Regions from separate parts of the Homo sapiens genome. Here region 1 is linked to region 2. Evidence: chromatin loops called from intact Hi-C (ENCODE). Cell type or tissue: endothelial cell of umbilical vein. All regions are shown on one strand. Each heading gives the region's core, and the rest is flanking DNA. Links, peaks and the distances in the headings are about the cores only.

Region 1 (6,467 bases), core at 1,777-4,276, 70 kb before region 2:
TCCATAATGTTTCCCATATTTATTTAAATTTTTCTTGCAGAAATTGCTTTAGCAATTGTAGGTGTATGTCTCCTTCTAACTCTAAGCCACTATTCTTGCCCTAGCATCTTCTCCACTCGGTAATAAGAATGGGATTCATTTATGTTCTGAAATTTGGCACTCTGTCCAGTAATTGGGGTATTTCTTATGGGAATTAAGAAGTATGTTCCCCTGACACTTTTCCCCTTCTGCCTTGTGAGGACTGCTTCATTTACATCATTGTCTCCAATCCTCTGTTGAAATGAATTACATCCTATGGGGCTGGGGAGGGGGAGTAGCATGGACCTGCTCAGTGGTTCAGTAAATTACAGAATTTTCGTGGGATTATAAATCCACTTCTGGATACAAGTATTTGACAAATAGAAATAATTGCTATTACCCACAAGCTTTCATGGGCTTTGAAAAGAAAGGAAAATTAGTCTTTGTCAATTGCTTGTATGTAGCTTGTCTATAAAACAAAAAAATCACTGTGGCACCCTACTTTTCAGCATTCATTTGAACAGCAATGGGGGCCTTTTTGGACAGCCTGTTTAACTGCTCAACAACTAGCTTTCTGGTTAATTATGCATTTCAAGCTAGGAAGCAACGCACTCGTGCCAACTTGAAACTGCCGAAATGCTCTAGTTTTACTTTCAGATCATGAAAATGCGAGAAATGGCACCCTAAGTCAGACCAATGGTCTTTAGAGCCCATATTCTCTCTCTTAATAAATACAGCACATGGAAGACCAGTGAGAAAATGATGATTCATTAGTTTAATTAAATATTTCTTGGATTTCTTTCCTCAACATGCACAAACTCTTGGGATATTGAATTTTACATATTTGATAGCTGTTGCATAAAACCATATATTTAAATGTGTTCTTTTCAAATTACCATATCTATTGCAAAAAATGTATTGTCATAATTACTGAAGGCATCAGCAAAATTGTTGCATTACAGAGGAAATGTAGAATGGTTCTTAGTGTTTGCAACTGAGAATAAAAATGTTAATAGTCCAAAGTTTGACCATCATAGGCATACACAACTAAAGAAAAAAAGATATGTTGTCAGATTTGTGTACAAAGAAGCCTTTCTTCCATTAAAGTTGGACAAGTGTAAAAGCTATAGAGAATTATGCTAGGCTGGGTGCAGTGGCTGAAGCCTGTAATCCTCAGTACTTTGGAGGCTGAGGTAGAGGATCACTTGAGCCCAGAATCTCAAAACCAACCTGGTCAACATAGTGAGACCATATGTCTTAAAAAAAAATGCTGAAATTCATGGATTTGCTTTATCTTGATAGTCTAAGGTTAATATTCTCTATTAGATACCAGTGTATCTGCAAATCCATGATAAACCTAAGTTAATGAAAAGTTACATTTTGAAATAATCAAATGAAATAGTGACAACTAATATTCAGAAAAAAAGCTTTTTACTTATTTCCTTTAGGGTACATATGGCACTGTCAGGAGTTTATTTTTGCTTCATAGCTGTATTTTTGTGCTCTTGCCTTCGGAGACAATGCTATTATTATTCATTATTAGTTACACATATTTTGGATGCCAAAATGCTTTCTATGAATAGGTTCTGTACCTTATGAATCTTGCACAATAAATGTTCTTCAGCTAGTCTAAAGCTCATGTTGAAATTCAAGTTAGCTGAGTATTAATAGAGGAATGACAGAGGGAAGAAATTATAACTGCAAGGTCTTCCAGACTACTGACAAGGCTGCCTGGAATATTTAATGAGTCAGATGGTCCATGACTTGACTGTTTCAGAATTATAGGGTTCTACTGAATTTACTCCTGCAGGGAAAGTGTGGGCAAATACCTAAGCTCTCCCATTGTGGTCAGTAGTGTCTTTTTTGGTACGCATAAAGACATTAGCTCCTGTTGTGTAGAAAGAGGGTGGCGGATGGGGAATGGGGAATAGAGGCTGGGACTCTTGAAACAGGAGCCATTGAGAAAGCTCCCTGGATTGTTTACATTGATAACCTGCTAACCATGAAACGAGAGCATTTCCTCCTTAAGTAATTAAGAGTTTATTTCTTCTTAATGCCTGGGTTTAATGGGAGAATTTTTGCTTTGCAAAAGGTTTGCTTTTGAATAAGGTGAATTGACATGCTGTACTGAATAATGCCAAATTGCTTGGTATTTTTAAGCTTGCCTTTTTAATGTTTCATATTCAATGAGGATTAACTTTAAATACCAATTTAATCTAAATTTAAATTCCAAAATTGTTTCATGTGGTGTTCGTTATGTGTATTGTGCATATAGCCTACATCTTATACATTTGAGTGTCATTTGTATGTAAGTGTCATTATGGAAGGCACAAATGTCTAATTAGGGGAAAAATTTGTGGCTTTAATTTTCGTTAACTGTGGATCAGCTCTGGAACAGTAAGTCACAAATAAAAAATCAAATGGCACAATTGTGTTGGTAGCTAATAGCAATGACTTTCATCTGAGAGAGACAGTTTACTGAGCACAAAGTTAAAGGAGTAGGTGATGATGGTCTAGTCAAGTTGAGTAGTTGAATGATGACTACAGACACTTGCAAGCTTTCCTTTTACTTTCCTGTGATGGAAAACAAGATTGGGTGGAAACTCTGCAGAAAGACGTGGTGAAGAGTTTTTCTTTTGCACTGGAAAAGATGATGGCCATAATTAGGGAAAATGTGGCGATTAATCCAGGCCATGACAGAAAATCAAAGGAAATTTGAAGTTCTGTTTATCACCTATGTTTCAATCAATAAAAGCCTACAGTTGTGTTACTGGAAAGGGGTCCTAATCCAGACCCCAAGAGAGGGTTCTTGGACCTTGTGCAAGAAAGAATTCGGGGCAAATACATAAAGTGAAAGCAAGTTTATTAAGAAAGTAAAGGAATAAAAGAATGGCTACTCTCTACTCAGAGCAGCAGCATGGGCTGCTCAACTGATTATACTTACAGTTACTTCTTAATCATATGCCAAGGGGTGAATTATTCCTGAGTTTTTGGCAAAGGGGTGGGCAATTCTTGGAACTGAGGGTTCTCCCTGTTTAGACCATACATGTTAACTTCCTGATGTTGCCATGGCATTTGTAAACTGTCATGGTGCTGGTGGGAGTGTCTTTTAGCATGCCAATACATTATAATTAGCATATAATCAGCAGTGAGGAAGACCAGAAGTCACTTTCGCCACCATCTTGGTTTTGGTGGGTTTTGACCAGCTTCTTTACCACATCCTTTCACCAGCAAGGCCTTTGACCTGTATCGCGTCCTGTGACTAAGAATGCCTCACCACTTGAGAATGCAGCTCTGTAGGTCTCAGCCTTACTTTACCCAGCCCTTATTCATGGATGGAGTTGCTCTGCTTCAAATGCCTCTGACAATTATACACTTAAAGTTAGAAAATTAGATATGGGGCAATCTGTATATGTATTTTTTAGTACCCAATTACAGTTTTTTATGTGTACTAACTTCTGTACTTAGACACATGACCCATAAAGTCAAGAAAGAATCATTAAGAGCCTTTACTCATTTTAATGAATTAACCTCATAACCACACACCCAAAATGTAAGATCAATATATAAAAGTAAGTATAGATAGTTCCCCATAAACTTGGGATATAGTATTCAGTTAGCAAAATCTTACACTAAATGTAAATAGAATCTGCTTTGGTTTCATGACTTTGGGGAACTTTTTTTTTTTTTTCACTTAATGTGACAAAAAATACATATTAAGAACTCACAAAGCTTTCTTTTCTTTCTTTTTTTTTTTTTTTTTTTTTTTGACTGGCCTATTAATTCAAAACTAGTTTCCTTACTATGCAAGGAGCTTTACTAGGCAGTAAAATGAATACAAAGTTAAATTTAGTATGGGAGAAGAAATGTTTGTAAATATCTGTAATACAAAGAATCATGTTAAAAAAAATAGCATAGAAGAAAAACAGGTAACATGGAGATTTAGACCTTGAAAGGTTTGGGCAACATTCTAACAGTCCAAGTTGGGTAAAGAAGTTTAAGGGGAAGAAATAGTATGAACAAATACATAGAGGCAGGAAAACTTGTAGCGTGTTTGAAGAATGGTACAAGTACAGTTTCTCCGAAGTGTAGGGTTCTGAAAGTAGATGGTGTTTGGAAGATAACACTGCAAAGTGCAGGCATGCCACAGAGAAATGTCTTAGATGTAGTAGAAAGAACAGACCCATATAAGAAGACTTGCAATCAGGTTTTTCCCTTATTTCTGGGTGATGATTTCTGCAACTGGAAAATAGTAATAAATGTGCCCACCTCACAGTGACCTATGATGGTGTCTGTGTTTTCTAAACTGTAAAACACCATGCAAATACAAGATACAGATGTCCTCCTCCTCGTGGCACCAAAATTCTGTGTGGCTTCCTTTTTCTCCTCCTCTCTCCCAAGTTTTTCAAATGTGGCTTTTCCCACTGAGTTTACTGCTCCCTGCCCATTTCCTGCCTTTGCTTATTACACGGAGAACTGGCTCTCTGGGCAGTGCTCCCTATGCCAGTTGGCAGACAAAGTCCTTAGAAGGCAGATGCTCCAATTCTGACATCATCACCAAAATCTCTTCTAGTTTTCTGAGAAGAGCCCTCTCCTACCCCCATCTTGCAAGGGAACTGGTACCTTTCTTTCCGTGGCTCTCTGTCCCTCCCACCTCATTTTCCCTCTGAAGGAGGTAGTTCATTCCCCACTGAGTTTGCCAGCAGGAACACCCTCTCATTTCCTCCCTGTCTGCCTGCTTCTCCTTCTCCCCTTTCCTCCTCATGTGATCCATGAAAGTTTTACAAAGGACTTTGACTCAGGCCAAGAGAAAACAAAAGATTAGAAAAGAAGAGTCTAGTGAATGCATGGTTTGATTTGAAATACATTTGCCACGTTGCCAGGAACATTTTGACTACACAGCTTCTAGTTCCTTTGTGAATTCTCAGATAGCCCAGTCTGACTCCTTTTCTTTTTCTTTCCTGGGTGAGTCTTCCCTTCAATTATGTACCCTCATCTTTCGGTTCTAGGATCTTTTGGTTCTAGGATAGGTTAATGGAAATAAATGTAGTGATGAATGATACAAGTTGTTACGTAGCAGGACAAGCCGCAGACAAAACTCCTCAGACACCAAGTTAAAGAAGGAAGGGGTTTATTCGGCCGGGGGCATCGGCAAGACTCCTGTCTCAAGAGCCGAGCTCACCGAGTGAGCAATTCCTGTCCCTTTTAAGGGCTCACAACTCTAAGGGGGTGCACGCGAGAGGGTCGTGATCGATTGAGCAAGCAGCGGGTACGTGACTGGGGGCTGCATGCACTGTTAATTAGATCAGAACAAAACAGGATAGGGATTTTCACAGTGCTTTTCTATACAATGTCTGTAATCTATAGGTAAAATAACCGATTAGGTCAGGGGTCGATCTTTAACGACCAGGCCCAGGGTGTGGCGCCGGGCGGTCTGCTTGTGGATTTCATTTCTGCCTTTTAGTTTTTACTTTTTCTTTCTTTGGAGGCAGGAATTGGGCATAAGGCAATATGAGGGGTGGTCCCCTCCCTTAGTTAATTGGCTAAGGAATTTAGAAAGATGGTGGTTTTCATTATGTCAGTTTCAGCAACTTAAGATGGTTTCACTTATTCATCAGTGACTTTTTTTCCCCCAAATGTCCTTGGTAAAAATGACAGGGGCTATTTACTTAATATTAGTATTTCCCACAGCATAGCATTTTTGGTAACATAACAATTTAAGGCCCCTAGGGAGCATTTAGATGGTTTTTCATTCTGGTAAGAGTTAGATTAAAAATTGCAGTCTTTTTATTTTTTGGATCTAGACCTCTAGAGACGAGACCATTCCAGACCTGCATAAAATTCCTTCAGCCAACTTCTCCTTCAAGGATTTTGAGAAGGTCATCCTAAGAGCCTAGCCTAAGCTGCAGCAAGGTTGCAGTGGCCATAATCTACCTGGCGTGTTGTTTCTGTTGATTTTTCCCCAAACTTCTCTGATCCTAGTGTGGGGTATGTGAAAAAGGGGAGACGAGGGGTAGGGGAGACGAGGGGTAGAGGAGGCCCTCACAAAACAGTGTCAGTGAATCTCGTATTTGGTTTTCCGAAGGCATGTTGCTAGCTGCAGATTGCTGTCTAGATTTCTTGCTGGGAAGCTTAATCTAATAAAAAATCTTTCAACATTTCTGCAGTTCTGTTCTAAATCAGTGGGAATCAGGTGATACTTTGGCTGTTTTACCTGTTCTTTCCTCTTATATGACCATGAAAATGTTAAAATAATAGGTACTCCTGACTGATGAATCTCTGACAGATGCTTTCTCATTTGGGTCCCTGGGCTGTTTGTGACTTTACATTCCTTATTTCATTTTTAAAAGTCATTTTTCAAAATGTTTTGTCAAATATATAGATGATAGATAAATAGAGAGATAGAGTCTGTTTCTTGATAAGCCACACTGACAAATTTTGCAAACATC
Region 2 (6,467 bases), core at 2,282-4,781:
ATACTGGACATTGGTACAGTGTGATATAAATATGTTTCCCACCTTCAAGTGAAGGACAGGCAATTACAATGCAATATGATAGTTGCTGTACCAGTGATGCTCAGATGTCTTTAAGGTACCACATAAAGTGGAATTAGGATGGCCAAATTCATCCTTGAGATTAGAGGGGAATGGAGCATTGTAGAGAACAGCCATTTGCTCTTCACCACTGGCAGGGATTTCGTTTTTAAGTCATGGCATGACATCATAAGGAACTATGCCACCCTATCTTGTCTGCCTTGTAAATACCAACTTGTTTGAGGTGTAGCTCTAGCATTACCCACTTCATGGACTTTTCCTTTCTCCCCACTGACTTTCTAGTACTTGGTTCATATACCAACTAGCAGTGTAGTGCTTTCTAAACTTAATTCACTTATCTCTTTCTTGAATTTCTCTGATAGGCTCATTCCACTGATATAAATTGGATCAGGTTCCCAAAGAGCCTGTATTCACATAGAGCCAGATAATCATGACAAAGGCAGAGCCTCAAAACACATTCATTTCCTGTTAATAAAAGGATTACCTTATTTCAATCACTTGTCAGTTTCATGATCTATGTAGTTTGTAGCAAAGGGCTGTTCCTAGACTGGCCCTGTGGGCCATGGAAAACACCCATTTCTGTTCTTTTAGGGCTGTCATATTGTAGCATAGATATTTTTGTATTATTCACATGATTTTTAAAAATACAATTAAGGGAAAGGAAGCTATGTTCATTGTATTTCTTAAAAGAAGTTAGTTTATTAAGTCAGTCATTCCCATCCAGTTTTCCTGGTTGTACACAGTATTCACAGTTTTAACTTGACAACACAATATAAATTTAATTATGGTTATAGACTAACCACTTTTGCTTAATTACAGGGAGTGTGCTTTCCAGATGAAGCCATATCTGAATTTGAAATACATCAATATATGGTAGATGTTTCTTCTTTCAGTGCTTCTTCATATTTTGATATTCTAGGAAATTAGAAAAATATATGAGCACATTGCTAAACTTTATGGGCATACATCTATTTGCTTTGTCTTTACATTATTTAAATTTCTAAAATGATAGAAAAGAAAGCCAGTTGTAGTATGATAATTGTAGGAAAATAATATACGGATATTGTATATCTATATCATATCCATATCCAAAACTATTTCCCTATATCTATTTATCTTAGCAGGAAATTCATTTGGGATTCACAATATGACTGTTTACAAAATGGGAGCACTAATGACCTCTTTGGAGAATGAGATCCATGAGTTGATATCAGTAGAGTTTTTGGCTTTTTGGCTAAAGCAGGGATGACCGAATTTACTGAAGGCCTTGGTACAGGTTAGGGGGAAGACAAGGACAGTGGTAGGTGACATGAAGCCTACTGCTGCCCCCTCACCCCCTAAAGGCTGAGGGACTAGTTTTAGGCTGAGAATGAGAGCAGTATGGCCGAGGGACTGGCTCAACAGTTCTTCTTTAATATATTTATTTTAAATGTCCCAGATGCAAATTAGATTTCTCTTTGCTTTGCTATTATGGTATTGCCTGCCTGAAAATAGCACGTCATTTGATCAATGATCTGATAATTTTGCCATTAGTGCGTAACCCTCAACTTTGGTTATTCATATTTATGGCTGAAAAAAATGTTTTCAGGACATTTTAAGGGCATGATTCCTGCCCTTTTAGTGCATTGCAGGACATACCCTTCTTCCTTCTCCAGGGTAGAATCACAGATAATGATTTTATTACTGGTACCAATAAAATAAGCTTTTAAGAATTTTAATGCACATATATATTATCCAAATTGTATTAATACATTTCATTTTCTAGTGTGATTTCAAAAATATGCATTGGCTGTAAAAAATATTGTCATTGTCCAGATATATGGCCTTAAACTACACTTAAGTCATGTCTATATAAAACTGAAATGGTTATGCCTTTGGTATTAAATCGTTGAGTATTTGACTGGGCTAAAAGTCATCAAAAGCCTAATACAATATTCAGTACATGGTACTTTTTCTTTCCTCCATTGATAACATCACATTGGACTGGAATGCAGAGAAAATCACTAACTTCTCTAAACCTCATTTTATTTACTTCAGAAACAAGGCAGGTGGATAGTCTCTAAGGCTCCTTTTAGCTAATTCTAACACTTATGTTTCTATAGATATGTTGATGATGTTGCAACAAAATGGATATACATGATAATGCATATTGATTGTTTTTTTGTTGTTGTTGTTTTTGAGATGGAGTTTCTCTCTTGTTGCCCAGGCTGAATGCAATGGTGCCATCTCGGCTCACTGCAACCTCTGTCACCCAGGTTCAAGTGATTCGCCTGCCTCAGCCTCCCAAGTAGCTGAGATTACAGGTGTGCACCACCATGTCCGGCTAATTTTGTATTTTTAGTACAAACAGGGTTTCACCATGTTGGTCCGGCTGGTCTCAAACCCCTGACCTCAAGAGATCCACCCGCCTTAGCTCCCAAAGTGCTGGGATTACTGGCGTGAGCTACTGCGCCCAGCCCATATTGATATTTTTTGTGTGATGATTACTGACTCCAAACTAATAGGGGACAAGTGATGGTATGCTACAATAATGATAAGGAGACTCTTAAAATTGAAATTGTTTTATTTATTCTTGTTTATACTATTAAGAAGATATGAGAGTTAGAAAAATATATATATTTTCTACCACAAAGTAGAATAAGCTCAATGGGATACCTAGGTCTTGAATAAAATGAATAGAATTCAGATTTTTCCCCAATAACATTGGTTACCTCAACATTCTTATGCTAGCTTGGGAATAAAAGACACTTTTTTCTTTTTTTTTTTCTTTTCTTTTTTTTTTTTTTTTGAGACGGAGTCTCGCTCTCTTGCCCAGGCTGGAGTGCAGTGGTGCGATCTCGGCCCACTGCAACCTCCACCTCCCGGGTTCAAGGGATTCTCCTGCCTCAACCTCCCGAGTAACTGGGACTACAGGCACATGCCACCACACCTGGCAAATTTTTCGTATTTTTAGTAGAGACGAAGTTTCACCGTGTTAGCCAGGATGGTCTCGATCTCCTGACGTCGTGATCCGCCCGCCTTGGCCTCCCAAAGTGCTGGGATTATAGGCGTGAGCCACCGCACCCGGCCTAAAAGACAGTTTTAACTGAGTGCAACAAGTATTTTCGTTAAGAGATTTTTTTTCGTAATTTACCATTCTGCTGAATCAATTTTTAATCCAGTTGGAAGCTCTAAAATTCTAACATAATTCAGAAGCATTAAAAAAGAAGACTAAGGAAGAGAAAGCTACATTTTTATTTCAGCTTGTATTGCATTGTGCAGAAAGGAAAATAGTCTAGCTAATTTACTTTTCCTATGAAAAACCTTAGGAGGTCCAGAGGGCATCTTTTAAGCATTTTGTGCTCCACCATGCCATTTGGGTCAAAAGGATTTATTTAAAATATATTGGTTTGTTTATCTGATAACACATAACTCTGGAAAAGCTAATCAATCTACTTTATTCACGGAAATATTAAAATGATTCAGCTGGATGGTTAATTTTGGTAGTCAGGGATTATAAACTCACTTCACAGGATTTTTAAACAGGTTTGACATTCCTTTCCCATAAGAAAGCCTGTATATATTTGACCTTTGGATTTCAGCCAACCCTGTCATTTATTTTCTGCAGCTTGGTAGAGAATTATGTTCCTAAGCCATTTTTGGCTCACCAGCCTTTTTTCTCCCTGGCGTCACTACTTAGTACTAGAGCACAAGGTCAGAATAAGGAAGTTGAGGGAAGACTGGAGTTCTTTCATTAAAATGAACTCACGGGATAAAGATACATAAGTAAGGGGAAACACCGCCCCCCGCCCCCGTCCTCCCCCCACACACATGTTGCAGAAAGAGGATATCATTTGACTGTTTGAATTGAATTATGTAGTGAAGTAAAGGGTAAATCCAGAGTCAGGACTTGCAGTCTCAAAGTTCAAAGCCACTTAATGAAAAACAGAGCTCTTCACCATCCTCAAAAAGCATTTTCTAAACAGCCAATTGCATGTGGTGCTGTAAAGGGAATTACGTAGACCTAGCCTGTGACATTTAGAAAGGCATTCAAAGTTTAGAAATAAAATACTTACGGTGTTGCCAAGTCACTACACAAGCCTTTTAGTAAATCTCTGTTTAGAAAACTCACTGCCAGGCACTATGGCTGATGCCTATAGTCCCAACACTTAGGGAGGCTGAGGTGGGAGGATCACTTGAGCCAAGGAGTTTGAGGTTACAGTGAACTGTGATCACACCACTGCACTCCAGACAGTGCGATCATAGCTCACTGTAACCTCAAACTGTCTGAAAATAAATAAATACATGGAGAGAAAAATTATCATAGACGAAAATATTTAGAAAAGCCATCCTAGGCCGGTCACGGTGGCTCACGCCTGTAATCCCAGCACTTTGGGAGGCCAAGGCTGATGGATCACCTGAGGTCAGGAGTTCAAAACCAGCCTGGCCAACTGGCAAAACCCTGTCTCTACTAAAAATACAAAAATTAGATGGGCACAGTGGTGGCCGCCTGTAATCCCAGCTACTCGGTAGGCTAAGGCAGGAGAATCGCTTGAACCCGGGAGGCAGAGGTTGCAGTGAGCCGAGATCGCACCATTGCACCCTAGCCTGGGCGACAGAGCGAGACTCCGTCTCAAAAAAAAAATAAACATAAAATAAAATAAATAAATAAAAAGCCACCCTAATGAAAAATAATTGATGAGTTTTAGTACAAAACTCATCCTATTTTATGCAGTTAACTCACATAAAATTTTGCTAATATAAAGGGCACTTTTTTATTCTCCCGGGAGTGTTCTTTACTGTAGGGTTGCATATACATTAAAGTGGGTCATAGAAGTGAATACAGACAAGTACCAAATATAGTAGGCATTATGTGTGTGTGTTTTATGATTCTATGAATATTCTATGAATATTCTGTAGAAAATGAAGTTAAAAGCATTGGTTAGACTTTTCACTTTCTAGCCTCTCACTAGTGGTAATAAATAATGACAATAGTAATGATAAGACACATTTATTGATAATGTATTATGTGCCAGACACTAAGCTTAGCACACTATATGGCAATTACTGAATTATCTCAATAAATTCTTATAACAATCTCATACCATAGATAATATCACCCTCATTTTCCTAGGTAGGAATCAGAGGCTTAGAGCCAAGATTTGAACCCTTGTCTGCAGGCCTGCAAAGCTGATGCTCCTAGCATCTACGTGTACTCCTCAAAACCTATCATAAGATTTTATTTCATTTGGAAGAAAGAAAGTATTTATTGTCTTTTGAGACGTTTTTATTCATTCAATTTTGTATGTGGCTCTGGTTTGCAGGTAACTCGATTGTATTAGATTAGATATTTATCTGTAGTTACAAGCAAGTTATATTTAGCAAATGCCGTAGATTCCAGAGGCAGTAAATCTTGCCATTTGTCATTTTTCCAGAATGCCTCAATTTACTTGATTAATCATGATCAGTCAATTATTTAGCAGTCTGTGCAAAAAGAGAATATATTTTAACTTTATTTTTCCTTTATGAGCTGGTAATTGGTAAAATGAAGAGAATTTCCACATTTACCTTTGCAACTATAAGCAACTAGTAGTATATTTATTTTGTATATAGACAATTACCTCTCTTTATAATAGTAATTTATTGATGGGTGTGTGTGTGTCCCTGCTTGGAATAATGGACTGATGTGTAAATTCAGGGAAAACATCAGAAATGACTAATTAGAAAACATAAAGGAATACTACTCTTGTATTTCCAGTTTTCTACTTTATTTTAATATACCAAATGTAGTCAGCCTTAGACATTGCCTTTATTATTCACTGGTTGGTTTTGTTCTTTTCTTACGTTTAGTCCAACAACACACATAGTTTTCAAAGAGGTAAAACTAAATTTTATGGGAATTCAGCTTAAAGAATGGCAGGAAGGACTGGCCTTGATGACACATGACCATTTATCCTCATCATTTTAATGTGTTTCCTTTAATAGTCTCACTTCAGACAAAAACATATACTATCATCCTGCCTCTACTATGCAAATGGAAAAATATGGTACCTTCTAATGATCAGAAGTTAGAACGGGTCTTGGGAATAACCATTAGTCCTAATAAATAGCGTAGGATAGTCCATTCAAAAATATTATTTAAAATTCATTTTTATTAAGATATGCATCTAGCATCTACTTTTTGAAAAGTTTTAAGCTCCACACCCGTTTTTAGTTAGAAACATTAGTTTATGCTTCTGAAGTTTCAGCTCCTGCTCTTTAAATAGCTTGGCTGTCTTGTTTTTCCCCCCCTTTTTATTACATAGTACTTTCCCAGGGTAAGTGATAAATAAAGCTGGAGGGTTGGTCATAAATTCCCTTCCTCTCTTTCCCCTCTATCCTACCTCAGGTTATTTTTATGCTAGGATCTG

Evidence for each region. Hi-C counts contacts between places; a loop is a spot of excess contacts. Peaks named below come from ENCODE experiments on the same cell type or tissue, not always from the same donor. Only the 100,000 strongest peaks of a DNase experiment are listed, where the experiment ranks them.
Region 1: it touches region 2 in a loop (7-fold over the local background); 1 of 110 quality-filtered maps calls a loop at or near these places.

The regions. Positions count from the first base shown.
Region 1 is chr2:40,398,888-40,405,354 of GRCh38, reverse strand. All of the region lies in intron 2 of SLC8A1 (solute carrier family 8 member A1), which reads left to right. It also overlaps the pseudogene LOC124905995. Among named protein-coding and RNA genes, the nearest start is that of SLC8A1, 50 kb to the left of the region's middle. RefSeq lists an enhancer at 3,132-3,426. In endothelial cell of umbilical vein, for the core only: no CTCF peak of the experiment used is centred there; a DNase peak (open chromatin) is centred at 3,284; H3K27ac peaks cover 1,512 bases.
Region 2 is chr2:40,329,837-40,336,303 of GRCh38, reverse strand. The region is part of intron 2 of SLC8A1 (solute carrier family 8 member A1); the gene reads left to right. Among named protein-coding and RNA genes, the nearest start is that of SLC8A1, 120 kb to the left of the region's middle. In endothelial cell of umbilical vein, for the core only: no CTCF peak of the experiment used is centred there; a DNase peak (open chromatin) is centred at 3,703; H3K27ac peaks cover 267 bases.